Linked DNA regions of Homo sapiens: region 2 is linked to region 1. Evidence: read pairs that join two places in POLR2A ChIA-PET (ENCODE). Cell type or tissue: Panc1. All regions are shown on one strand. Links, peaks and the distances in the headings refer to the core of each region. The heading gives the core; the rest is flanking DNA.

Region 1 (16,464 bases), core at 5,378-9,377:
TATTCTGCGTGAGGTAGTAACACATTTGGTGTCTGCAATGAATTGAGCCTCCCCAAATCCACATGGTTACGTAGTCTTTTCCTAACTCCCGATCGAGGCTGGTTCTATGATCCACTTAACCAACAGAACAACACAGAATTGGCGGAGATGTGCCTGTCTGGGGCCTAAGTCATCAGAAGCCATGACAGTTTCTGCTTTTGTGCTTTGGAGATCCCTGGGTGCCGTGTAAGATGTTCAGCTACCCTGCTAGGGAGACCCTGTGAGGAGGCCATATGGAAGAGGAGAGGCCATGAGACTACATAGTGAGAGCAAGAGACTCAGTCATCAGCAGCCCAGCTGAGCACAGCTTCCAGCTCTCTTTGCCAAGGGCCAGATATAGGAATGAAGCATCTTGGATGTTCCAGACCCATCCACAGCTGCATAAGAGTCCTGTGAGACATCCATCTGAGCCCAGTCAACCCATGGAATCATGAAAAATAATAAAGTTTGTATCAAGCTACTAAGCTAACTGATGATAACAGAACCAGGACTCAACAGGTGAGACAGGGTCTTGGCATCAAGCATCTACAAGAAAATATTAGGTGGAGGATATGCAGGAACTACTATTTGCAAACTCCAGTCTGGCATCATAAAGCAGGACTCAGAAACTGGATGGACAGGCAGAGTGCACCACTACCAGGCATCCGGCATGGCATTACACACGCTTCTCTGTTGACCTAGCCAAACTCTCCCACTCCCTGATCCATTCTCACCCTTGACTGAGAGAGATGAGAAGACAGCTGAAAGATGAACACGTTCAGTGTGACATCTACCCATAGCTGGGACAGGCAGTAAGGCAAGGTGACCATCCAGCTGGCAAGAAGGCTGAGGACAGGAAGCCAATATCTGATTAGATGTTACAGCAGAAATGGCCGAAACTGATTACCAGTTAGTCCTTTGCTCTTTTGGTCAAGGGCACAGATTCCATCCCAGTTAATTTGGCTTTAGTCCATGGCCACAGACTGAACCTTTAACCCAGCCAGCTGTCCTAATTGGATGTCCTCCCTTGGATGTCTGGGAAAGATAGGACAAGACACAATGTCTTTTGTCTGGGAAAGGCTGTGTGTGAGTGGGTTTGTCTGTAACAGTGGCATCATCAAAAAATAACTGGGTTCTAAAATGCATCCACTCATCTCCTTCCTCCCCACCTCCCCACAGGCCAGTCTAAATTTGTTCATTTATTTGAATTCCCTATTTCTGTTCATAGGACCAGCAGTCTTTCCCCAGTCCCTTAGGTTTAAAACTTTGACATCACTTTTGAAGTCTCTCTTCTCTCTCCCCTACACCCAAGCTAAACTAATATGGCTCACTTCTGCAACATCTCTTAGCTCTTTCCCTCTTTTCTATTTTCACAGTTCTAGTCAAGGTATGTATGACTCTTAAATGGAGATTTTCAATGCTTCTTAACTAGTATTGCAGCTTCTACCCTTTTTTCTCCTTTCTTCAATCCAACTTTCACATCCCTGCCTAGAATACCTTCTGATAATGTCATTTTCCAACACTCAGTTCATCAGTGTTTTTCTAATACCTGCAGCAGGCTTGCAAACTGGAAGACCGTCAGGTGATTTAAATGTGAGACACGACTGAGCGTAAGACACTAGGGTGCTGCATAGCTCCTCCGGCAGGTGCAGAGTGTGAATCCTGCTGAAGGCATTTCCTGTCTTTATTTTTATAGCTAGTGTTCTGACCAGACAAACCACAAAATTCCACAAAATAAAGGCCAAATTCTTCAGTCTAACATTTAAAGCTTTCCATGATTAGATTCCAACTTACTTTTCCAGACACAGAGCTTTTAATGTCAGTATGTAGCTCAGAGATGGTATGTATAGGGTACATGTGCCACCACACTTCCATCCCTGGTCCATGGAAGATATTCCCACTAATCGTAGGACCACTAATCATGGTCCTCTTTCCTGTTGGGCTCAGATACAGCCTCCAGATCGTCCCCAAGAGAGCATCTATGAGCCAGAGGTGCTTAATGTATCCATTAAAACCTATTTGCCATTGTGTACAAGCTCACATCTGATCACTTTCAGCCCATGCCGAATCCCCTCGGTCCACTGTACTGTGCTTGTCATGCAGACCAGAGGACTTCAGCATTTTGAAATAAACACCTTGGTTAGCTGGTTCTCTCTGACCCACTCTCAGCTACCACACAGGCTGCTCCGCTGTAGGCTCAGTCCCGTTTTAGGTGAGTTGCCCCCTGGTCGCTTCAGGTCATGGCAGGAGACTGATCCTGATCCTGGTAGTTTGCTCCAGAGAGAGAGGCTTGGATGAGGGTCTTATCTTAGCTAAAGCAGATTTCATGACAAGCCTCCCATCCCTGTACCCCTCTTCCAACCCCTGTAGTGGCAAATGCTGAGGGCTGATCTCAGGGAGACCCTACCCCACTGACGCTACTGTTTTAGATGAACCAACTCACAAAACAACTGGTGCACAACATCCAGTCTGTTCATGACCATTGGTGAACGTCATCTGTTTGTGTGTTCAAGCTCCCTAAAAGCCTCATAATCTAGGTTGCTGCTTGGGCTTGGCATGGTAGTGTGTGTGGCTGTGGGAGATGTTCATGCTATACAAAATGCCCAAATGCCCATGCCACACAGAGTGGGTGGCAGGATTTCCCTTTGAGGAGCTCTATGTGCATTCCTTCAATGACTGGGGGTCTACTTCACTTTTTCATATTCCATTGGGGCCTGCACATTCCAGAGAGCCCAGTTTTCCTCTCTGTTTGGCAAGACTTATTCTTTCTCCTAAAGTAACTGACTGTCGTATTTGTTTTAAAAGAGCGAGTAAGACAGATGCTAATAATATCACATAGACTAACTCAAAAACTCAAGGGAGGGGAAGCGGGGGAAAGAACCATTTATTTTATGGTCGATGGAGTCAGTTTGTCTTATGATCTTATCAAGAGTTCTGCAGCCTGGTACCTGCCACGTTGGCTATCACACCTGCTTTGTGTGGATATCATGCCTTAAAGACAGGCTTGAATATGGCAATTTAATATGATGGAGGTCTCCTTTATGTGCCATCCTAAGTGCCACTCTGATTGCCTACATAGGTTAACATGCCTCTTGCAAAGCCTTAGAATGATTGAGTCACTGGAGCAACAATGGCTAGTCATGCAGCAGGTGTGATAGTTAATTTTTGGTGTTATCAAATGCTGCACCACAGCTGGCAGCCCTGATCTCACAGACCTCTATGGTCTTAGCCTACTGAGTATCTTTCATCTTTTCAGAATTTCTGGGGTTGATTTTTTTTTTAACTTAGGAATAAATTCTGCTATGGACTGAATGTTTTCCCCCTCCCCCGCCAAATTCATACATTGAAGCCCTAATCGCCAGTGAGATGGTATCTGGAGGTAGAGCCTTTGGAACATAATTAGATCATGAGCGTGGATCCCTCATGAATGGGATCAGTGCTCAATAAGCAACATGAGAGAAATGACCTCTGTCTCCATCATGTGAGGATACAGCAAGAAGGTGGCCATCTGCAAATCAGGAAGAGAACCCTCATCAGACCCCACATCTGCCAGAACTTTGATCTTGAACTTCCAGCTTCCAAAACTGTGAGAAATAAATTGAGTATAAGCCACCCAGTCCATAGTAATTTGTTATAGCAGGCCAAAACTGACTAGAAGTTTCACACAAGAATTAGTTACATTTGAAGAGAAGGAAAGAGATAAAACCTCTGTTAAGGACTGGTTTTCCAGGAAGAGTGATTATTTCCATCCATACAGAGGTGGAGGGAGGGCATTATATGCATGACAATTCCCCCTCAGAATGAGGTGTTACTGTTGATGTTTATCTTTAACAAAGACAAAGACATTAGTGAGATGGTGTTTACAACTGAGGTGGCTTCATGGAAAAGGCAGAACTTAGTGGGAATGAACCTCTTTTCACTACAAGCTTGTTCGTCATTGAGGATTCACCTCAACTGAAATTGTAGGGTCAATTCCAGCCTCAGGTGGCCAAGGCCTCCCATCTGATTCCTGCCCGGGCTCAGGACACATGCACTTTCCCCTGGGCTAGGGCCAGGTGGAAGGTGCTCATTTGCCTTGATGTCCCTAGAGTGCAGAGGATTGCATTTTATAAAACTAATGAAGGATTTAAACTAATATACTAATAAACTAATGGAGGATATATAACTAATGAAGGATCTGATCCCTGCCCTGGTTCAGGACACATGCACTTTCCCCTGGGCTAGGGCCAGGTGGAAGGTGCTCGTTAGCCTTGATGTCCCCAGAGTGCAAAGGATTGCATTTTATAAAACTAATAAAGGATTTAAAGGTAATTTTTCATTATTTTTCTCTATTTAATTGATATAATCACTTTTTTGTGAGGAAAATACAGTTTAACCAAGGCAGATACTATGTCACCCCTACACCTCTACAACTGTTTGATCACCCATAGGGTAACTCAATTAATGTAACACAGCAGCAGGAAGGAGTCATGCCTGAAACAGCCTCCCAGCCGAGGCTCTGTGGGCTAAAGGAGGGGGACAATGGCTGGTGAGGGGGAGACAGATTTGTGCTATTTAACAAAATGTTTGCAAAACAATGATCTAGTAAATACACTGGAAACTTACAAAATTATGTTCCTCTCCTGATCATTGTAGGGATTTTAGGGGTTTTTTTTAATAGTTAAAATTTTATTAGGAAACAGGAATATTCAGAAAAGACTGAAAAAAATCACAAGATATTATGAAGAATTAATTAGGAAAAAGCCTAGCGAGAAGGCTGTAACATAACAGACATACAGTGGACCCGGGAACAACTTGGGTTTGAATGTGTGGGACCACTTAGACGCAGATTTTCTGCCACCTCTGCCACTCCTGGAACAAGACCAACTCCTTCCTCCTCCTCCTCCTCCTCCTTAGCCTGCTCAACATGAAGACAAGGATGAAGATCTTTCTGATGATTTCTTCCATTTAATAAATAGTAAATATATTCCCTTTTTCTGATTTTTTAAATAATATTTTCTTTCTCTTGCTTATCTTATTGTAAGAATTCAGTATATACTACTTATAGCATACAAAATGTGTGTTGTTTATGTTATCAGTAAGACTTCCCGTCAACAGTAGGCTATTAGTAGTCAAGTTTTGGGGGAGTCAAGTTATCTGTGGATTTTCAAGGGCTCAGGGGGTCAGTGCCCCGAATCCCCATGTTGTTAAAGGCTCAATTATGATTTATTTCATGGCATCAGGAGTCAATCTCTTGATACTTCTAGTTTTCTCAAAGCCACCTTTTATGTTCATCATTGTTCAATTTATTTCCCAGCAAATATGTAAGTTTTTTATTGCCATATATAAAGTTACAGTGCATCTCCTGTGTTCTGTCTTATCCTTCATCCCCCTAAATGCTGCTTTAAATGGCAGGCCAGGGTGTAGGGTGTTTGATGTTCTCTGAGTTAGCATGAGTTCTGAGCTGTAAGTAAATCATACATGTACTACGTAATTCATGAATTATTTATTTTTGCTTGTGCTTTCTATAGAACACTATGTATCAAAATCAAATTCAAAGTACTTTAATCTTAGGTGATTTCAGATCATTAAAATAACTGGCTATCCAGCCTTGCAGGAAAGGTTTTTTTTTTTTTTTTAATCTATGTCTCCATAAAGGTTCTGACCAGCTAGAAGAAGTAGCAGTCTTCCCCACATTTACTTATGCCACAGAGGTGATGGATCAGCCACAGAGAACACAAGGAGCTTAAAGAAATCGAGTCCTGGTCAGGCGTAGTGGCTCACGTCTATAATCCCAGCACTTTGGGAGGCCGAGGCAGGCGGATCACCTGAGGTCAGGAGTTCAAGACCAGCCTGGACATCATGGTGAAACCTCGTCTCTACTAAAAATACAAAAATTAGCTGGGTGTGGTGGCACACACGTGTAATCCCAGCTACTTGGGAGGCTGAGGCAGGAGAATCGCTTGAACCCAGGAGTCAGAGGTTGCAGTGAGCCGAGATCACATCACTGCACTCCAGCCTGTGTGACAGAGCGAGATTCCTTCTAAAAAATAAAAATAAGGGAAAATGTTCTCCTGCTCTCTGGGTTCCATTAACACCTGACTTTTTTAAACTTTAATTTCAAAAAATTGACATAAAATGTTATGTACTTATATACAGCTTTAAATCAGTTTCTCTCTTCTCTGATACCCTAGGAAACAATAACTCCTGCTGTGGTAGCATTTTCTAATAGACCTTGCTGCGTGTCAAGAAGTGAAAGTTGACCCAGAATTAAAGACTCCTGTTTTCTTTACCACCTTCTCTTTCTCTCTTGCTTTCTAAGTTGTTTCTAAAGGTAAAGATCCTAGAGAGGCCTGATAAACAGAGAACTCCAGTAAGACCCACCTATGCTTTATAGGAACAGGTTCTCATATCCTCTCTGATGTTTGTCCCTTGGTGGGTTTGTGTTGCAATGTACCTGCTGTTCTGTAGGTGGGAGTCTGTGGGTAGGGGGTACCCTAAGGTCTGGAGGATCAGGAAAATGTGGAGGTGAGATAGGAGTTACCCCAGGCAGCCTGGATTAACGCTGCAGACACAGAGACCTCAAACTTTTCATTCATTCATTTATTCGTTCTGTTTACTGATGGACCACCTGTTACATGCTGAGAATTGTGCTCAGCTCTGAGGGGTACAAAAAAGAAAGACCTGGTCCTCTGCTTTAAGGACCAATATTGTCGGAAAATGGACATGCAAATGAACAATCACACATTAAATGCATTTTTATAAAGGAAATCTATACATGAAAGCAAGGATCTAGAAATCCTTCATTCTGTTCAGTCATTGTTTTTGTATCATGGGGAAGGGGAGGAATTGGTATGAAATTTTATTTTCAGAGGAGGCAAATTGTAGCCAGAAACACACCAGGATTCTAGTCCCAGGGCAAGATACTCTACTCTTTGCTCTCCAATTTCCTCATCCTAACATGATGGCATTGACCAACACACTTCTGGGGTCATGGTCAGGAAGGAGGGAAGTTAGCCAAACTGACTGAGTCCTTGGCCTGAGTCCTAACCCTGGCCTTTTATTGGGCCTCAGTTTGTCCATCTTTCCTGGACCACCATTCTCTGACTGTTAAATGGGAAGAATATCTACCTCTCAGGATTGATGGGGGATAAAGAAGGAATGTATGTTCTCTTTCCTCCTTCTCCTTTTCATTCTTACCTATGATTCTATGCATATGCTACTCCATCATTACGTTTCATGACTCAGAATTGTATACATTTCAGAACAGTAACGTGGTGCACATACTGCATTTAAAATAGCATACCCAACTGTGTCTACACCCCATAATCAAAACTTTTATATTTTAGTATCAAAGCATATAAATATTCAATTAGATGGGATAAGTAAATGTCTTAGGTAACCTCATATCATTTTAGGTAAGATTTTGCCACCACGTGTTTTTTTGCAAACTCATAAGAAATTTTTTTTTGACAGCTCTTTTGATTTTGATAAAGAATTATGGACTTCTAATAACAATTTGGTTCATAAAATAATTTTGCGGGAGAAATAACTCTTTCATTTATGTTTACTTCCAAATGGATGGCTTCCGGTTAATCACTCTTGGCCCTCCCTTTGTAGCCCTGCACACAGCCTGTGAGAAGGGCATGAGGAGGACGGCGATTACCCAGATTGGCAACCTTGACAAAAAATAAACCAGGCATGTTCCCCTCAGCTTCACCGACTTTACTCTTGGAAGGAAATTGGTCATTGGCTCTGCTGTGACTCTCTGCCTAATTTAGTTACAAATCCCTATTCGTGCCTCAGATTTTATTATTACTGGTAATAACAATCATTATATTTATGTCTCCTTCGGTCACCCTTTGTTTTATTTCTCAGTTAAGAACTCAGATGAGAAGAGGCCTGACTCCTCAGAAAATAATTTGGTCCTTGAGCAATTTCATTGTCCACTCAGCATTTAACTGAGCAAATAAAACAGTGGAATTTTGATTGAAAGAAATATTGTATACCTGTAGAGAGGATTTTGGTGACTTTGGGGCTCGGACTTGGGTGTGTGAGCAGGGCCTTCAATTGTGGCCCTTTGTAATGGTTTGTGTTAGGCCAGGCAAGATAGTACAGCTGTGCATTTCACCATGGCAGGCAGGACAAGGAGGGAAAGAAGGAGGGAAGGAAGGAAAAGAGGAAGGGAGGAAGAAGGGAAGGGAGGGAGGAAGGGAGGGAGAGAAGAAGGGATATAATTCATATAGTACCTAGTATTAGAATAGGAGTTTTCTCATTATCAGAAGTAAAAACTTTCAAAATAATATAAAACAACCACTACCTCATAAAGGGTAAACAAATGAACATCCTCAGCTGTCTTTAGATACAGCCAACTGATCTCAACCTGGAAGTTGTGGTGTTGATATATAGTTGGTCTACTGGCAGTCTCACCCTTAGAGCTGGACCAACAGGGCCTTGACTCAAAGGGTCCTAGAATTTGGAACTTCTTCCTTGAATTTTTAGTTTACCTCTGGTGATTGGGGCCAGCCAGAGCTGGCAGTGACATCTGGACGGGGTACAGCGAACCTGGACTAGACTCATACCTATGGGGGCATGTGGAACGCTCTTGCCTGGCCTGTATGCCAGAAGGGCAGCTTGGCCAGCAGATGTTTCTTTAACAGGATCACATGAGATTGGTCCACCAGAATGATGCTGACATGCTGATTTGGAGTGGCTCCAATTGTTAATATAGACAAGAGCTCTGCAAAAAAAAAAAATATTTCTGTAGTTCCACACACAATTACGGTCACCTGCCTACTGGTTCTGTTCTTCCATGATTCTATTATTCCCAAGAAAGAAGACACAGGAAAGTCTACACATTCAGCCAAGGAAGGAATTATTGAAATAAAGGTACCACATTTCACAGAGGACATTAAAGGACTGAAAGTATATCTCAAATTTGGAGCAAAAAGAATTCTGAAATTTCACAGGGAAAGTATTACTGGAGTTGTAGAGTACATCTGAGATCAATCTTGGCCAGACTGTGACTGATTCGGAGAGCAACTTGAGAGACAAATTGCAAAATTTCCCTAAAAATGGAAACTTAGGACTCTGGTTGACTGAATAAAACCATGGTCTCAATGAGTAGGAAGTGGGAGAAATAGAAGACAGAATAAAGAAAAAAGAGTTTAAAAATCAGTAACTAGTAGGGAACAAAAATATGTCATTGTTCTGGGAAGATGTGCTATCAGGAAGGGTAGGAAGTGGAAACTGGGGGCTTCAGTGGTTTTGTTACAAGTAGACGAACAGCCCTGGACCCAAGACCTCTCCATAGCGTCTCTGCCTGTGAGGAGAGCACAGCCTACAGGAGCTCCCAAGTTTCAGAGGCGGGCGGCTTGTTGGAAACAGAAATGCCAGGGTCCCAGTGCCTCAGTCCTGATTGATAGAATTCTCAGGGGCCCAGTAACCTGCCTTTAAACAAGCTCTCCAGCTGATTCTGATACAGATAGTCTATGGACAGCATGCAGAGAACACAGGCATAAAGTCAGGATTCTTTTGTAATGATTACAATAAACACATGTTGCAAATGCAAACACAAGCACTTTCTCTGGTCACAAGGTTAAATTCCAGGCCCCTGCAGAGTCTGCCTTTGGGCCCCACCCACCACTCTCTGCCCAGGCCTGCCACCTAAAGTCTCAACCCTCCTCTTTGATGGGTCCCCAACACCTCAAGCTGCCTGGTTGGTAACAAAGCCTGTGTTTGGGTGGAAAGGCTATTTTTTCTCATGCTTTTCTAGAACACTATGGTTTGTTTTTTTTTTTCCACCAAGGAAGCGTAGGAAATACATGAAATGTCTTGGTTCACAAAGGCAGAAAATACCAGAAAGTTGACCAGCACTTGAGTATAAGCAGCAGCTTCATTTTTGTACATACACTACAAAAGATGTTTTAAAAATACCTCCCCCAAGCAGTCAAAATGTCATTCCTTATATACCAGTGTTTGCCTATAACAAACTAAAATGATTATGAAAAGTCCTATAATAATTTTCCTATCATCCTTCCTTTCATCCCTTGTCTTGAATGTGGAGGCATCCCAGGAAAAGGGAACGGTAGTATCAACTGCTCCATGGAGATGGAAAAGCTTTGAGATGGAAGAGTCGGGGGAAATAATGGTATAGAAGCAGTTTACTGTTGTCATCCATAGAAGATGCTATAGGGATACTGGAGATGAGAAATGAAATTGGGTGAGGCTTGAACATGAGTCAAGCTTTGTATTTACCTTGGTAGTGACAGGAAAACACTGGCAGTTTTTAAGGAGTCATATGACATGATCAGGGCTGAGCTTTCAAAAAAATTAACCTGGCAAGATATGGAAATGGGATGGATAGAATGAGAGAGTGATTGAGATGGGACAGGAAAGCAAGAGGTCATCGCAGTAATCCAGGTGAGGGGCTATGAAGTCTGTGATGGAGAATTGGTGGTGGCTGTGGATGGTAGGAAAGACTGTGAAGGAAATTAGGGAGTGGCTCCTACAGGGCTTAGACCTGCAACGATGTGAGACAAGAGAGATTTCTGAGGGTCAAGCCTCGCTGACTGGGGAGATCATAATGCCATTGCAGAAATGGGAAATAGTGGAAGAGGAGCTAGTTGAAGATTGACACATTGTAAACTTGAAGTTCAACTTGATATCTGGATTTGCAACTAGATAGCCGTGTCAGGATAGAGGAAGGACCTAGAGATAAAGGGCAAAGTTGCCTATTTCCATTGCTTAGACTGTCCCTTAGTGGAGATCTCAGAAGGTTAGGGGAGGAGAGAGGGGCTGGGCTGTGCCAGTAGAGACAGAGAACTGGAGAGTAGAGGGAGGCAGATAATGTGGTTCAGGCCAGATACAAAATCTGAAAAGAACTGGGTTTGAAGAATTTTCTGGTTTACCTGGGACTTTTACCATTTTCTCTAGTACTCTCTTGAGCACTAGGCCACCATATTTTTCCCAGGACCTTTCAAGGTTCCCATCCCATGAACTTTTCTCAAAAACAGGAAGGTGTGCACCTGAGAGCCATGTAAATATCCTGAAATATTCTAGATTTGGAGAGACACTTTAGACTTGGCTGACTTGGGCAGCATTTCTTAATCCTTGATGGTCTCAGTTTTGTAGAAAGAAAGAAAGGGAAGGAAGGGAGGGAGGGAGGGATGGAGGAGGAAAGAAGAAAAAGAGGAAGAAGGAGAGAGAAAGAAAGGAAATTAAGAGCCACTTCATAGGGTTTTGTGTGGGTGTGTGTGCACACATGTGTGTGCGTGTGTGTGCAGAGGAGAAAGGAGATAATACATAATAAAGCATCCATACAGTGACTTGTAAATATTAAGCCTTCAACAATTATTAGTTTCCTTTTCCTCTGCCCTGCATGTGTCAATAGCAATTCCCAGTAGAAATGGGAAACTCTCGGTAGACCAGCACCGAGCTAGAGTGTGAGGGTCTGCTTTCCAGCCCTGTGCCAGCTATTGAGTAGGTTATGACCTTGGGCTAGTTCCTCAGCTAGGGCCTTCTGTCTCAGTTTGCACACCACTAAAATAAGAGAGCTGGCCTAGATTAGTGTTTGCTAATTTCTACCACCAAGTAATTTAAAAAAAAAAATAGTATATATTTAAGGTGTACAACATGATGTCTTGACAAACATACATAATGAAATGGTCACTACAGTCAAGAAGCAAATTAGCATATTCATCATCTCACATAGTTACTTTTTTAGTGTGGGTGGCAAAAGTACATAAGGTCTACTTTCAGTGAATTTTCAGTATAAAATACAATTCTATTAACTATAGGATAGTTATGTTATACACTAGATCTCCAGATTTCTTCATCCTACATAACTAACTTTTTACCCTTTGACTTCTGTCTCTTCATCTCCCCACCCCTGTTCTATTCTGTTTCTATGCATTTGAGCTTTGTTTTTCTTTTTAGATTGCACATAAATGAGATCATATAGTACTCTTCTTTCCATGTCTGGCTTATTTCACTTAGCATAACGTCCTCTAGGTTCAACCATGTCACAAATGGCAAGATCTCTCTTTTTTAAGGCTGAATCATATTCCATTGTAGACATGTACCATAAATTCTTTATCTATTCATTCATCAATGGACACTTAGGTTGTTTCCATATCTTGGTTATTGTTTCTAGATCTTGGATATTGTGAATTATGCTGCAATAAATTATGCTGCATAATTATAATGCATAAACATGGGGGTGGTAATTTCATTTCCTTTGGTTATGCACCCATAGATAGATTGCTGGATATATGGTATTTCTATTTTTAGCTTTGAGGAGCCTCTGTTCTGTTTTCCATATTGATTATACTAATTTACATTCCCACCAACCATGTACAAAGGTCTCCTTTTCTCCACACTCTTGCCAAAAATTGCCTCATCTTTTTGATAATAGCCATTTTAAACAGGTGTGAAATGATATTGCACTGTGGTTTTGATTTGTATATCCTTGATGATTAGTGATGTTACCACCAAGGAATGCTTTTATCCTTTCTCATACTTGCTATCTTTTGAAAGAATTTTTTTTAATCAACCAGAAGTTGTTAAGTAACTGATTCATTTCTTATGTGATCCCCAGTGTTACTAAACTGGATTAATATAACTATTGCCCAAAGAAGCTTGCACAGACTTTATATAAGAAAATATGCAACAGCTATTAGAGGCTTAAACTAAGAAAAACAGCATGCGGACACTATTATAACCATATTGGAATGTGAAATTCTAGGTTGAACACCACTAGACAAGTTAGTCTTAAGGTTCCGTCTAACCCTCTCTGAACCCATAAGGTAGTATAGAGTTTCTACTGTATACCTTTTGGAGGATTCAGTAATTTATTTTGCCTTTAAAGGTAGCAATTCAATGTAGTTAGGAAGATAAAGCTATGACAGGAAGTAATTAGAGACCTATTAAGCACTAAACTGAGCATCAGAATATTTAATACAATAAGCAATCAGAAAAGAGATTTAGTGTGGGCTGGGGTAGTCAGACTCCATCAATGTTGAGAAGAGATAGACTTTCTCTGGTTCTTTAATGATAATTACATTTTAAATAACCTGAAAGGGCAAATGAGGGCATTTAAGGATTGGCTAAGAGAAGGACTTTATCATAGGATGCAAAGAAGAGAAGCCAACAGAAGAGAATGAATGCTCTACTTTTTCCTATCTTTTTTTCCCGAGAAAAAAAAGTGTCCATTTCTTCGCCCTTACTTCTGGACTCAGGGGATAAAGCCCAAAGTGTTTTGTGATTTAAGTCATTCTTTCCTCTCTAGTTTCATTTCCAGCCACACCCTCTCCCAAACTCCATACTCCAGTCATCTCAGAAGATGGTACCTGATCCACCAAGTTTCTCAAGCCCCAAACCCTAAGCGTCTTCTTGATTCCTTCCTTCCCCTCCCTCTCCTCTCCTCACCAGCCAATCTTCCAAAGACACCTGTAGAGTACATCTCTAAATTTCCACATTGTCTTTATACAGTGCAAATCCTATTGCCACTTCTCTGCTTAAAATATTTAATGGCTCTTCATAAGCTACAGAATAAAGTCAAAACCTCTTATGGTGCCATAGCAGACTCTTGATTATCTAGTCCCTGATTACTTTTCTAATCTCATCTCCATTGGTTTCCTTCCTCCAAGGCTTGATGGAATGTGTACGAATTCAACTGCTAGAGAAATCATCGGAGGCAGCAAGACTAAGTATTAGAGGATAAGAGCTTAAATTAAGGCAATAGGAATGGGGATAGTAATAAGGATATGGATTTGAGAAATATTGAGTAGAACAGAGACAACTTAGTGACTAGTTAAATGTAAGGATAAAAAGAGGCAAAGCAGGGATGATGATGATGACAACGATGATGGCAATAAGTAAATGACACCAAACATTTTTCTGTGCAGTTACAACATATAAAGCTTTGTTTTTGAGTGTTTAGGTGTGTTAACACGTTAAAATTTCAAAACGATCCTATGGGATAGAAGCTGTATTTATCCACATTTTACATATAGGAAAACTGAGGCACATAAGTTTAATAGCTCGTCGAAATGCACACTGGGTACTTTCATACAGTCTAGCTTTAAAACCATGCATGATTAAGCACAAAACAGCCTCCTTTGCCTTGTCAAACTGATTGCCATCTCCTGAACATGCCATACTCCTTTGAAACCGTTGTCTTCCCATTCCTTCTGTGTGAAATGCCCTTATCCCTTCCTTTGAATGGAAACCTTCTTTACGACACATCAAATGTTACCTCCTCTGGGAAGTCCTCTCTGTGCCTTCCTCCAGCAGAGTTCTTTACCCCCTATTCTGTTTATATTATGCCATTTGCATGGCTCTATTGGGGAATATATTATACTATGTGCAGATTGGGGACATATAATACACTATGTGCCCATTACTTCTTAGCACATCTATTCCCACCCATGAACTAGACTATGAGCTCTAAAAAGGACAGAATCTGTGTCTCATTTATCTCTCAAGCCCCAGGATCTAGCATATTTCCTGAGCTATAGGAGGTACTCAATGCTTATTGAATGAATGAATGAGTGAATAAATGAATAAAAATATGGCCGGGCACAGTGGTTTAGACTTGTAATCCCAGCACTTTGGGAGGCCAAAGAGGGTGGATCACTTGTGGACAGGAGTTCAAGACCAGCCTGACCAACATAGTGAAACTCCATCTCTACTAAAAATACAAAAAAATTAGCCAGGCGTGGTGGTGCACACCTGTAGTCCCAGCTACTCAGGAGGCTGAGGCATGAGAATTGCTTGAACCCAGGAAGTGGAGGTTGCAGTGAGCCAAGATCGCACCACTGCACTCCAGCCTGTAGAGCAACAGAGCAAGACTGTCTCAAAAAAATGAATAAAAATATGGAGGTGGGAATTATCCACTCTGCTGTGTTACTAATGGTGATGATGTGAGCTCTTAATGCAGGATTGAGACAGATGAACATCAGTGGAGGGACCAGAAGAATCAAGTGGACAGGTTAGAGATAAACTTGAGACTGGCATGACTGAAGAGGTTAGCAAAATGACACCCAGAATAGCCAAGTAGGGGATGTCAAAAGTCTGAGGATGTAACTGTGGAAGATAGATGCAACAGGAACGTCTTAAGATCAGACCTGAAAGGAGTAACAAACAGATGTTACTCTTATTTCTGGGCACTGGTTTCAACAATTCCCCTGCCATTAAATTCCTGGAATATGGCTGCTGTTGACTTATTCCCCTTTTCCTAGAATTTCAGAAAGTATGTGAATTGCAGAATAGACACCATTACCAAAGAGTTTTCTGGAAAAGAAAACAACATTTGCAAGTAGCATGCAACAAAGATCAAGTCAATGTTTTTGTAGAAGCCAAAATTGCTTGAACCCCAAAATGTTATCTGAATACTTATCCCATTCACATGGCTGATCTTTACCCTCCATGTCTCCTCACCCACCATTTATGGAGGGACCTCCCCTGTGTGCTTGGTTGCTGGACTTATTTTGTAATCTGCTTCTTAGAGATCCCAGCCTTCTAATAAAGGGAATGGGTTGGTTTCTTTTCTCTCCATGTGTCAATATAATCTTCCTTTGTCTTTACACATTTTTACGTGCTGGCTGGAGAGCCACTTTGGTTTTTTGTTTTTTCTTTTGGTTTGTTTTTTGTTTGTTTTCTGAGACAGGGTCTAGCTCTGTCACCCAAGCTGGAATGCAGTGGTGCAATCATGGCTTACTGCGGCCTCAACCTCATGGGTGTCAGGCCTCTGAGCCCAAGCCTGCACATATACATCCAGAGGGCCTGAAGCAAGTGAAGAATCACAAAAGAAGTGAAAATGGCTGGTTCCTGCCTTAACTGATGACATTCCACCATTGTGATTTGTTCCTGCCCCACCTTAACTGAGTGATTAACCTTGTGAAATTCCTTCTCCTGGCTCAGAAGCTCCCCCACTGAGCACCTTGTGACCCCCGCCCCTGCCAATAAGAGAACAACCCCCTTTGACTGTAATTTTCCACTACCCACCCAAATCCTGTAAAACAGCCCCACCCCTATCTCCCCTCACTCTCTTTTTGGACTCAGCCCACCTGCACCCAGGTGAAATAAACAGCCTTGTTGCTCACACAAAGCCTGTTTGGTGGTCTTTTCACACAGACATGCGTGACATTTGGTGCTGAAGACCCAGGTCAGAGAGACTCCTTTGGGGGACCAGTCCGCTGTCCTTGCCCTCACTCTGTGAGGAGACCCACCTACGACCTCGGGTCCTCAGACCAACCAGCTCAAGGAACATCTCACCAATTTCAAATCGGGTAAGCGGTCTTTTCACTTTTCTCCAGCCTCTCTCACTACCCTTCAATCTTCCTCTCTTGCTACCCTTCAATCTCCCTGTCCTTCCAATTCCAGTTCTTTTTCTTCTCTAGTAGAGAAAAGGAGACACATTTTATCCGTGGACCCAAAACTCTGGCGCCAGTCATGGACTTGGGA
Region 2 (11,919 bases), core at 1-4,000, 210 kb before region 1:
CAATAGGTTTCCACTATTGCATATCTAAATCCTAGATGGTCTTAAAAATAGATACGCCTGCAACGTTGATTATAGAAAGATAAATAAGGACTATGGAAAAGCTGTACCTTTCAATGTATCCTGTTGGTGTTTCTACCAGACCATCAAGTCTTTCTTGAAGGGCTGCAAGAATCTGAGGATTTTGCATCATCTGAACAGTTAGCTGACGTGCTTTAAAAAAAAAAGGGCATCGAAAGAAGGATTTTATGAAAATGTATTATGCTTTTTTAATAGGACAATCCAATCTCATGAAGTTTTCCTAACTGGCCCATAAATTGCTGGTATATCTAATGAGTAGAGACGGGCAGGGAAAGCTAAAGAGAATACACTAAAGGAAAACCCAATGTTCAGGAATAATTCAGATTCCTAATCTATCTCTAGTCAAGACAGTTCTCAAGGCCACTGCCACAACTATATGAACAATATCCTTTCTCTTCCTGGTATCCTGTGTTTCACCCACCTTGCATTTTAAGAAGCTCAAAGCTTCATTCAGATGCCTATCTATGACTCTTGACAGTCCTCTGAATGCAGACAACACATATCAGAAAACTGCAAATATACTGACAGTTTTAGGCCCAGGAGAAAGATGAAGTGAGTGATCTGAATGTTTATGTTTGATGCTTGTGTAATGTATTTCTATGTGTATGAATAAAGTTAATAAAGTTAATAGTTGGGACAGTCAAAGACTGTAACTAAAGCCAAACAAAATGTGGTTTTCAATGGCTTTTTAAAAACATACTCAATCCAAATATGCACTAGACTTATACAAAACAAATTACAGTACTAACCTTCTCTTCATCATCAATACAGTTATTACACAAAGTGCCATAAACTTAATTTTCCCAATTACTTTTTTTGAGGTCAATTTACTTCTGATAATAATTCAATTACTAGATGATGTACACACAGCCAGGATAACCAATACAGATTTTTAAATATCAATATTGGTCACTGAGGATACAGTTCTGTATCTGTTAAGAAAATGTTACTAAACAAAAGCTGAAGCTATTAATACAAGTTCTGAAGTCTTTTCACAATTAACTTCCATCCGGCTTAAAAATGAAAAGCTGAGTCATCTGGTACCTTAATATTCTTGGCGCAGATCTACAAGACATACCCTAAGTAGTACAATCCCCCACCACCACTCCTTTTAAAAATATCTGCTAAAATAAATTGTGAATATTACCTACATTTAATAAATGGCTCTTCTGCTTGAAGGAGTGGATCTTTAAAAAGACACACACTACATGTTCTCCATATATTAAACACTAAACATACTGTTATAAGCACCACATCACAACCTGTAACATTTCTAAATTCAGACAAAACTCATGGGCAGCTGTTTGACACAAGTACACCAAGTCACTCCAACAGTGCAGGATGCAAACAATGACTTCTAATTGAGTTGCTGTATCTATACCTACCCGCCCCTTACACACACACACACACACACACACACACACACACACACACACACTAGAAGTATGGACCAGTAGATAAATGGGACAATGAGCAAGGGTCCAAAAAAATAGACTGGTACTTATAACTACCCTCTAGTAGACATGTGCCAGCAATCACTGGCTCCTGAAGTAATTTAAAGTAATACCTTTGAGTTTTGTTTCTTCACCAGTTTCCTCTTCTTCTACTTCTTCAACATCATCCAAATCTTGATCAAGTTCAGACTGTTCTTTGCTATAATATCATAGTATCACACCAAGGTTCAAATGTACCAATTACCAAAAAAAGTTACAGAAAAACTTAAAATTCATTTTCAAAATTAGTATCTCTTTCAAAGACATGAAATAGGAAATTCAAAAGGTAATTCCGTTTTCTAACTTCATATGTAAACAAGTACACACTGGAAGTGCTTACACTTTCATTAAAAGCATCTGGTCAAATGTAAAGTTTATACTTTTGAAGCTTTATAAAATTGGTTTTGCAGGTTTTTGGGGAATGTGATGTCAACAAGTACGTGCATTCAACCGAATATCTACTGATTTTACTTTTCCTTCTTAGTAACAACATTCTCATTTTATATGAGATGGCAACACACCAAGCTAAAAGTCTACATTTCCTAGCCTACCTTTAGCTACACTATTTTGACAGCAAGATAAAAAAGCAGAAATGCTGTATTTCTTTGAGGAAGTATCCTTAACAGGATGGTAGATAGCTGGGAAGCCTTTATCTTAATCCCTCTCCCCCTCCCACTTAGAATATGAATGTGATGGCTCAAGCTCCAGCAGCCACACTGGACCAGGAGGCATCCTAGAGAATGAAAGCCACCAGCTAAAGAAAAAGGAGTTAGGAAAACAGAAGAGTCCTGGATCCCTTATGGCTGTGGAGCAACAATACTAGCCTATACTATCTTTGGAGTTTCCTTTTCTTTACTTCACAGTGGAGGTGAGAAAGAATAAAGTGAAGACTTCTGAGTCTAGCTCTTGTTTAGAACAAAGCCAAGATGATAGCACCATTCAAAGAGAAGGTTAAAAATTAATAAGATAGCATCCTTCCCATTTCATCTTAAAAAAAAAAAATCACCAAAAATCTAATTATTGAACATGAGATTACATCTAGCATTAGAAAGGAAAATAAGGATTCCTAAGTCAATGTAAAACATCATTGTATAATTCCTGTGTAAATTTTTTATTTTAACATTTGGATTAGAAATGTAGTTGCTTTTGTGTCTAAACAGCATTTGAAAAATTAATTTTCCACAGGGACAAATAATGACTTAATTTTCATGCAAGTACAGAAAAAAATCAACTGTACTCTGCCAGCATAATTCAGTCTTCAGAAATGATACATACAATTTCTGAAAGCTTTTTTTTTTTTGGGAGACAGTGTCTTGCTCTGTCACCCAGGCTGCCTGGAGTGCAATGGCACAATCTCAGCTCACTGCAACCTCTGCCCCCCAAGCTCAAGCAATTCTCGTGCCTCAGCCTCCTGAATAGCTGGGACTACAGGAGTGCGCCACTGCACCTGGCTAATTTCTGTATTTTTAGTAGAGACAGGCTGGGCTGGTCTCAAACTCCTGGCCTCAGGTGATCCTCCCACGTCCGCCTTCCAAAATCCTGGGATTACAGGCATAAGCCACCACGCCCAGCCTATTTCTGGAAGAACTTTGATTTAGTATAAACTTTAAGTGTTTGATAAGTGTACACACTTAACGGTCACTGGTTACAGATAACTGGAGCATCTCCTCCTCTCGTGTCTTTAATCAATTGAACATCTATATCCAAAGGCTTTAAAACAGCTGTCCACAAACTATGCCCATGTGGCCAAATCCAGCCCACCCTATTATTGTAAATAAAATTTTATTGGAACACAGATGCACTACATTTATGTATTGTCTGCTTTCACACTACATCAGCAGAGTTGAGTACAGTCATCCCTCAGAGTCTATGGTGGACTGGTTCCAGGAAACCTCCCTACCAAAATCCTGGGATGTTCAAGTCCCTTATATAAAATGGCACAGTAATTACAACTAACCTATGCACATCCTCCTGCATACTTTAAATCACCTCTAGATTACTTATAATAATACTATATACCATATAAACGTTATGTAAATAGTTGTATTATGCTGGGCCAGACAAAGTGGCTCATGCCTACAATCCCAACATTCCGGAAGCCAAGGCAAGAGGATCACTGGAGGCCAGGAGTTCAAGACCAGCCTGATTAACACAGTAAGAATTCTCTATTAAAAACAAAACAAACAAACAATAGTTGTTATGTTCTATTGCTTATTTGTATTTATTATTGTGCTGTTATATTTTATTGTTTTTTACCCTAATATTTTCCATCTGCAGTTGGTTGAATTCATAGATGCAAACTCATGGATGCTGAACCCACAGACACAGAGGGCCAACTGCAGTTAGAGAATCGTATGTGGCCCAAAATGCTGAAAATGTTTACCACCAAGCCTTTTACAGAGAAAGGTTTACTGACTCTGGTTTTCAAGCACAAGACTCCCCTCTGACTTCCACCCTCCCAGGGCTAACAGGCATCCAAAATTAAATAATAAGGAAGGGGGAAATCAAGCTGTCACAACCAATTTACTCTTTTTAAAGTTTAAAATGAGAGTTGCAAAGTTAAGATGGCAGATGCCACAAACTCATCTGATCTTAATCCTTCTAAAATCTCCACTAAAATTATGATAAAGGGTTTTTTTGTTTTGTTTTGTTAGCAGGCTAACACTGAAATCAAAGAAAACAAGGGCAGCAACATTTTGGAAGCTGGAAACCAGACAAGTGATAATTTCATTGAGAGAACTGAAATCTAAGATTAGCAGTGGGGAAAGCTGAGAAGCAGCCCAATCAGTCTTCAAAAGGATAAGAACTGGTAGCACCAGGTACATTTCTAGAACTAGGGCAAGGGGTGGGACAGGAGAGAAGGTCGCTAAAACAAGAAAGTAAAAACTGATAAGCAGTTAAATCATTAGATCTTCTCTACACTAGCAGAAATATTCAGTTTCCTCTCAGGAAAGGGTAAAATTCAGAACTTGGACTGGAAGACAACAGACACAGTCAACAGTATCAAAGATATAGGACTATGTACACATTAGAATGCTAAATGTAGAGCCTCCTCTACATTTAAAGGAACACCAGAAGCCAGATCTTTACCCAGACACTGTTCAACGATGAATCTGACTAGCCCAGAAAAAAAAAAAAATGACCATTCTAACACTGGGGTTTCTAACAAATGCCCACTCTGGTGACCCTACACTGAAATCCCAAATTAACAAGCCTCCCCACTCCAACGCTCAAATTTTCCAATCAATTTTCTTTTTTAAACATGTCTGAAGTGTCCCTACACCCCACCCAATCCAATCTTAATGAGCAGCCAACCAAGTATTGATTTATATTTGAGGAAAGCATCCTAGATTGAGACCAAAACAAATGAGAGAAAGAAAATGTAAGAGCAAATGGACTATAAAGATGGAAGAAACATCCAGAGAAAAGACATTATCATCAATGAAACAAGAAGAGGATGCTATTTAAAAAAAAAAAAAAACAAAAAAACAGGAAGAACGAAGCAGGTCTTGGAAACTAAAACAACAGAAATTTTAAAACTCAACACAAGCTGAAAGTCTTCAGTTCTGTCCAGAAAGAAGAGCAAAGAGACAGAGATGGAAAATAGGACAAAAGGTCATGAGAGCAATCCAACACACAACATCTAATAGTAGCTCCAGAAAGAGAAAACAAATGAGACAATCACAAAGTTCAATCAAGAATATCCCTGAACTAAAAGCCACTGAATTGCTGCACTGAAAGGGTCCACCACTGAATATGTAACATTAAGAGAAAAAAATAATAATGTGAAAATTTCAGAACTCTGAAGCCAGAGTAGCTTCCAGAAATGTATATATAGTGTAAATGTACATATTTCTTAATTATCACACACAAATGGTTAGTTACAATGACTCTGAACTTCAACACAGCAACACTGGAAGCAAGGTGACAATGGAGCAATGCCTTCAAAATTCTGAAGAAAAATGATCCCATCTTACTATCCTACACCCAAACTATCCGGCATAAAGGTAGAATAGTCGTTTTCAGTCATGACATGTCTTAAAATAATTTAGCTCCCTTGTACTCTTCCAAGAAGGTACTAACAAACCGAGAAAGCAATGTGAGATATGGCAAACAACAAACCCAAGAGGAGAAACAAGGTGAAACCTCAGGAAGATAGTAAAATAGATCCAATGACAGCCATGTCACCAAGGTTAAGCAATCCAAATTAGAGGTGTGACACAGGAGACAATCACTTTGGGAACCATTATTATTAAAAATGCCGTTTCCACTCTTCTCGTTTTTTTTAATGCTGAAGACAGAATGCATAAGTCACTCATCTGTTTTTTTTTAATGCTGAAGATAAAATGCGTAAGAGTGGCCCAAATTCTTATTTGTACTTCTATGTGTTGATCTTGTACTGAAGTTTCCAGCCCTCCCACTATCATTCGCTGATGCCTACAACAGCTATGGAAAATAATTTAGCATCCCCTCACTCCCAAGTGCTCTATTTTAACACGGGCTACTGTAAAATTACACGCAACAAACACTGTGTACCTCATCCCATTCTTCCTGACCCTGTTTCTATAAAACATCCATCCACATTAGAATCCTGCCACATGCCAACTTGATTAAACCTATACTTCCCAGGACACATGACCTTGCCCAATACTTCTCCACAATAAGTCTTTTATAAAGCCTCACAAAACTTGAGGCCAGACTATGACCCAGATAGTCTTTCTTCCTTGTTATCCTATCTTATAGCCTTCAATTAACAGTGGCAAAGTGGCAATGTTGCTTTACATAGCTAACTTTGTGATCACTATTCAGATTTTCAAAATTAAACACTGATTATTTATAGGTGGTAAAGCTCTGAAGGAAAGCAAAGAAAAGAATTAGCAAAAGCCAGGATAGCACTTACATGTCTGCAAGGGAAAGGTGCAATTGAGAAGGGGCACACAAGGCTTCTGATAGTAATGTTCTATTTTTAACTTGTCTGAATATTCCTTAAGCTCTATATATAAATACATTTTATACACATTTTGGGTGTTTGGTACATTACAATGCAAGCAGTAAATCTTTGGGAAATATATACAATAAAAATGAATTCTGCAAGTATTTATAATCCATTATCATGCTCAGCATTTTCTTAAAAATAGTGACAAATGGTTTAGTATATACGATGGTTTCGAATATATGATCATAAATATGCTAATGATCATATATTCTATATTTTACCTTGAATACACTGCACTAGACTTTTGTAAAAGTAGGTACTAAGCATTAGTAACTACATTTTCATAATATATAATTCATACTACTTGCTGTTAAGAACAGAGTACAAAGTGATGCCAAATCTCTGAAAAAGAACCAACTCTCTGCCACTTACTTGTCAATGTCTGCCATGTTGTAAGAACTCCAAATATCTATGGAGAGAAACATCAATGTTAAAAAAAAAGTATATGATTTATTAAAAAAAAATAAGAAACCAAAACCCTTTAAATCAATACCATACTGAAAACTATCCCAAGAAATGTCTATTTCCTTTAAAATACTATCAGTGTTAAGAAGAAAAAACTCATGGAACATGCAAATTCTTCCTTACTAGTACCAAAAATAATTTTTCAGAGGATATTACTTAAAACAAAAAAGTTACCACTAAGCTTTTAGAATCTGTTGTATAAAGACTATGATAATAGCACCATTGGTTAAAAACAAAACTAACATTTGCTAGAATCATAGGAAAGGAACAGTACAAAAGGATCTTCATTCAAATTCTTTCAACAATCAAGAAAGGTCAATTTCTGCTTAAATTTTTAGACTACGTAGCATCTTAAATCCATTTATCCATTTCGTATTTAGCAATATTCATTTTATGTAATTCATGTTTAAGAAAACCAAAATCTGATGCCTACTGTACTCACTATGCCCTCTGGATATCTTTTTAAAAGACTTAATCCCTGGATCAAATAGCCATTTAGACTATTTCAAAAGCTCTAGGTCCCAATCTTAATGTTAGGTAAGCCTTCCCTATCTCTCCAAATGTACATGTACCTCATGTTAGATAACTGACAACCACCAACCTCCAGCTTCCCCTAGATATGCTAGGGACATTGTCAAGACTTGTGGTTACCAGACCTGAGTAAGTTTACTGTTAAGACTCACCAGAGGATATCCTAAGTTCCTTCTCACTAAAAGATTAGTATGAACCTGGAGAATACTGCTTTTGGAAAAACAAATCTTAAAGCAGATGTGTTATATCCAGGCAGAAAAAAATGGTAGAATGCCACAGGTAATCTACAGATTACCAAAAAAAACTAAACCAAGTTTAGATAGAATCCATGTTAAAATCAAGTTTATCTTAGCCAGGCACAGTGGCACGAGCCTGTAATCCCAGCTGCCCAAGAGCCTGTAATCCCAGCTGCCCAAGAGACAGGAAGATCTTTTGAGCACAGGAGTTCAAGGCCTGCCTGGGAAATACAGCAAGACCCTGTCTCTAAAAAAATTATGAATAAATAGAATCAAGTTATCTGGTAAAAATTAAAATCTTAATACATATTTAATTCACAAAATCCTGCATGTGTTTACTTTCATAGCAACGTATTATGCCTATGAACAAAGAGTTAAAAATGGAAAACATCCTGATTTTAGCAGTTAAGTGCTAATATTTGGGGGAAACATTATTACTGACCTAGTATCTATCCTTTAGAGTAATTATAAAGAAAATTATTCTTCCTAATGTATCTAACTCTGTAAATATTTTGTATTTGTTATAAATAATTCCTAATAGTACTGATGAATTTTTCTAGTGATGCTGGGTAATGAGTCAGCATTTACAAAGTGTTTAGCAATTATGAATATTAATCAAAAATAAGAAAAATACTGAACTCTGACATCAAAGAAATCCAAGTAGGATTCCAGTTTGTCTACCACATCATCAATAACTTCTTTTTAATACAGGGAAACCTGTAGTGCACATGCATCCTTATTTCCAGCTAGTGTTCCCGTATCTTTTCTGGAGAGCAACCTGACAATAGGAATATCAAAAGCCTTAAACATGTCCATCTCAGCCAGGCACCATGGCTCACACCTGCAATCCCAGCACTTTGGGAGGCCGAAGCAGAAGGACCGCTTGAGGCCAGGAGTTCAAGACAAGCCTTGGCAACACAATGAGACACTGTCTCTTAAAAACATAAAAATTAAAAAAACAAAATATGTCCATCTCCAGATTTATTCACTTATGAGCTCTACCATGAAAAAATTATAAAGAATCTAATGCCTTTGCTTTCCATGTTCACCTAGAAGGTTCTTCCACAGCTCTGAACAAGTCCTGCACATCCTTTGGCTCTCATTTCAAAGTTTCACTCCCCAGAGATGCTTTCTCCAACCTGCACATTCCGGTTAAGTAAGATTTCTTGGTTGTACACACACTCCTATAAAGCTTTCTTTTCTTTCCACCATAAGATGTCTCAGTCTGTAATTATAAATTAGTTTGACCTATGGTCTGTCTCTCCCAACTGACAAAATTCATGATTACAGGAATTAAATCTGATCTTGACAATCATAGCGTTGTCTTCTTTGGGGTAGCACACAAAGCTTATTATAAACTTAGTACTATAATGGAATATGCAAAAATGGAATGCTTTGCAGTCACAAATGAAACAGATCTGAGTTGATATGAAGGAACACTAAAGCAAGGTATAGGATGTATGCCGAAATCCCCTTTGGATATGGAAATATATATATATATATATATATATATATATATATATATATATATCTCCACTCATATACGCACATACTTTAATACAAATAAACCCTTTCTGAAAACAAACACCAAAAACCTAACCAGAGTAACCTAATGAGAAAGAAGGGACTGGGGGTAATGAGAACTAATTTCCCATTCACCATTACAGTCATGTGTGGATTATATGTTCTGAGAAATGTGTCTCTGGGTGATTGTATTGTTGTTCAAACATCAGAGTATACTTACACAAACCTAGATGGTATAGCCTACTACGCACCTAGGCTATGATATAGACTATTGCTCCCAGGCTACACACCTATACAGCATGTGACTGTATTGAATACCATAGGCAACTTTAATATAATGGCTAAGTATTTATGTGGTGCATGACTGCATTTGGTTTTCCAACACACAGATTTATATAATAATTTCCAATACACAAATTTATTCTGAGATTTGCTAGGTTTAATATATAGTGTCTACTAAACCCAGCAATTGTCAAAAACAGAAACAAAACCTAAAACTTCCAAATTTAAATTTTTGTAACATTTTAATGTGTTCACAGAATGGCTACACTGCTAACCTCAATGTCCATTTGCAGCATTACATTTACAGTTTAAATTCTTAAAATGAAACTTTAGTAAAGAGGATCCAAGACAGAACATTTACAGAACATTAACAGGAGGCATTTACTCCTCCAGAGAAGGCTGCTCTAACCTGCCCATTCTGGCTACATTGTATTTCTTGGTTGTAAGATAGACCTAATTTTCTAGTCAGTTGTAGTCAGATCATTTGGGCTGACATCAACTTTGTAGCAATCTACAAACTAAGACAAACAACTTCTGGCTCTATTTCATCATCTATATAAAGCAGAAAAACATCTGAGGAAGTGGGACCCAAAAATCTGCATTCTAAACAAGAAACTCAGCTTCTGAGAGGTGGTTCTCAGGTAGACCACATTGAGAAACACAAGTTTAGGTTAATACCTGTATTAATATTTTACTGCAGTTGACATTAAATAAAATCAGTGAGAATCTTATTTGTTATACATTAAATTGCATTCCAAGATCTCTGTGAAAAACTTTCATTCCTGAAAGCGACAAACTAGATTATGCAGATCAATTCTACCAATGAAAAATATGGCCGGACGCAGTGGCTCACGCCTGTAATCCTAGCACTTTGAAAGTCCAAGGCAGGCGAATTGCCTGAGCTTAGGAGTTAGAGACCAGCCTGGGCAAAATGGTGAAACCCAGTCTCTACTAAAATACAAAAAATTAGCCGGGCGTGGTTGCACACACCTGTAGTCCCAGCTACTCAGGAGGCTGAGGCAGGAGAATTGCTTGAACCCAGAGGAGGAGGCTGCAGTGAGCCGAGATCACACCGCTGCACTCCAGCTTGGGTAAGAGCAAGACCCTGTCTCAAAAAAAAAAAAAAAAAAAAAGGAAAAGAATTAAAAGTACAGATGTTTTTTAACAAAAACATTTTGTTAAAAATCTTAAAAGCACTGAAATGCTAACAAGATAGTAAGGAATCACCAGCCCAAAACTGAGGGCAAAACAGGAGCAGAAGGAAGGCACTTTTGCACTGAGGTCAACTGCCAATTATCAGCAACGTGAACTTTGGTTTTAACCAAAGTTAAAATTCTGGGCCTGTCCACGGTGGCTATCTTTATGGTAACCCTCCCAAATTAAGCAGGAACCCCAAAATGCTATATCCTCAAGAATAAATTCATTCTCCTGGACAAACAGCCCAAATTTACCTCATCTGTATTGCCCTCCAAACCCCAAGCTATGTACTTAAAATGATCTGTCCCTGGTATATTCAGACACCTGTATATCAAAATTAAATGAAAGCTTCCTTCTAGACCTTAAAAAATTCATACAAGTAATTTTCACAGCCAACAGGAAAAACAGAAAATATAACAGAAATCAATCCTACACAAAGACTTAAAAATTGTCAGACTATAAACAAATACATACCTACAGACATAGTAAGCCTGGTTGTCTTTGATCTAAGTTTGAAAACACACTGTCTGCAAGGAAGTCATCTATTAAAGGTGATATAACAAAATTTGGAAAACTAGAACTTCTAGAAATAAAACTAATGAATCAAACTAAATGGGCTGGCTTAAGAGTAAGATACACAGCTGAAGAGAGAATTAAGTGAGCTGAAATGAAGCCTAGAAGAAAACTTTGAAAATATGGCAGAGCCACAGAATCTAAAGGACTGAAAATACTGAAATGAAAAGACATGTTAAGATCCAATGAAGCCTAATAAAGACTTCATACAAGTTCTGGGAGCAGGAGGACAGAATATTTGAAGAAGTTAATACGCAATAATTTTCCATTTCCTTAAGTGATGAAAGACACCAATCCACAGATTCAAGTAGCCCTACAAATCAAAACCATAAAATAAAGAATCCATATATATATATACACACACACACACACACATATATTTATCCAGCTCCGGATACATCAGTAAAAAGGCAAGATAGCAAAAACAAATTCATCTCAAAAGCACACACAAAAAAGGTAGATTAACTTCAAAGGCACAAAAAGACTGACAGCTGTCTTCTCTTCAATAAGACACTAAAAGACAACAGAATCCTCAATATGTTGA

Evidence for each region. Peaks named below come from ENCODE experiments on the same cell type or tissue, not always from the same donor. Only the 100,000 strongest peaks of a DNase experiment are listed, where the experiment ranks them.
Region 2: POLR2A ChIA-PET joins it to region 1 with 6 read pairs; 3 of 35 experiments call an interaction of 5 or more read pairs at or near these places.

What each region holds. Positions count from the first base shown.
Region 1 is chr12:76,275,982-76,292,445 of GRCh38, forward strand. LNCOG (lncRNA osteogenesis associated) reads left to right here. Exons shown (of 4, transcript NR_146531.1): 2 at 16,135-16,289. Among named protein-coding and RNA genes, the nearest start is that of LNCOG, 24 kb to the left of the region's middle. In Panc1, for the core only: no CTCF peak of the experiment used is centred there; no DNase peak of the experiment used is centred there.
Region 2 is chr12:76,067,264-76,079,182 of GRCh38, forward strand. NAP1L1 (nucleosome assembly protein 1 like 1) reads right to left here. Exons shown (of 15, transcript NM_004537.7): 2 at 6,940-6,976; 3 at 1,646-1,731; 4 at 108-210. The coding sequence starts at 6,956. Among named protein-coding and RNA genes, the nearest start is that of NAP1L1, 11 kb to the right of the region's middle. In Panc1, for the core only: no CTCF peak of the experiment used is centred there; no DNase peak of the experiment used is centred there; H3K27ac peaks cover 1,157 bases.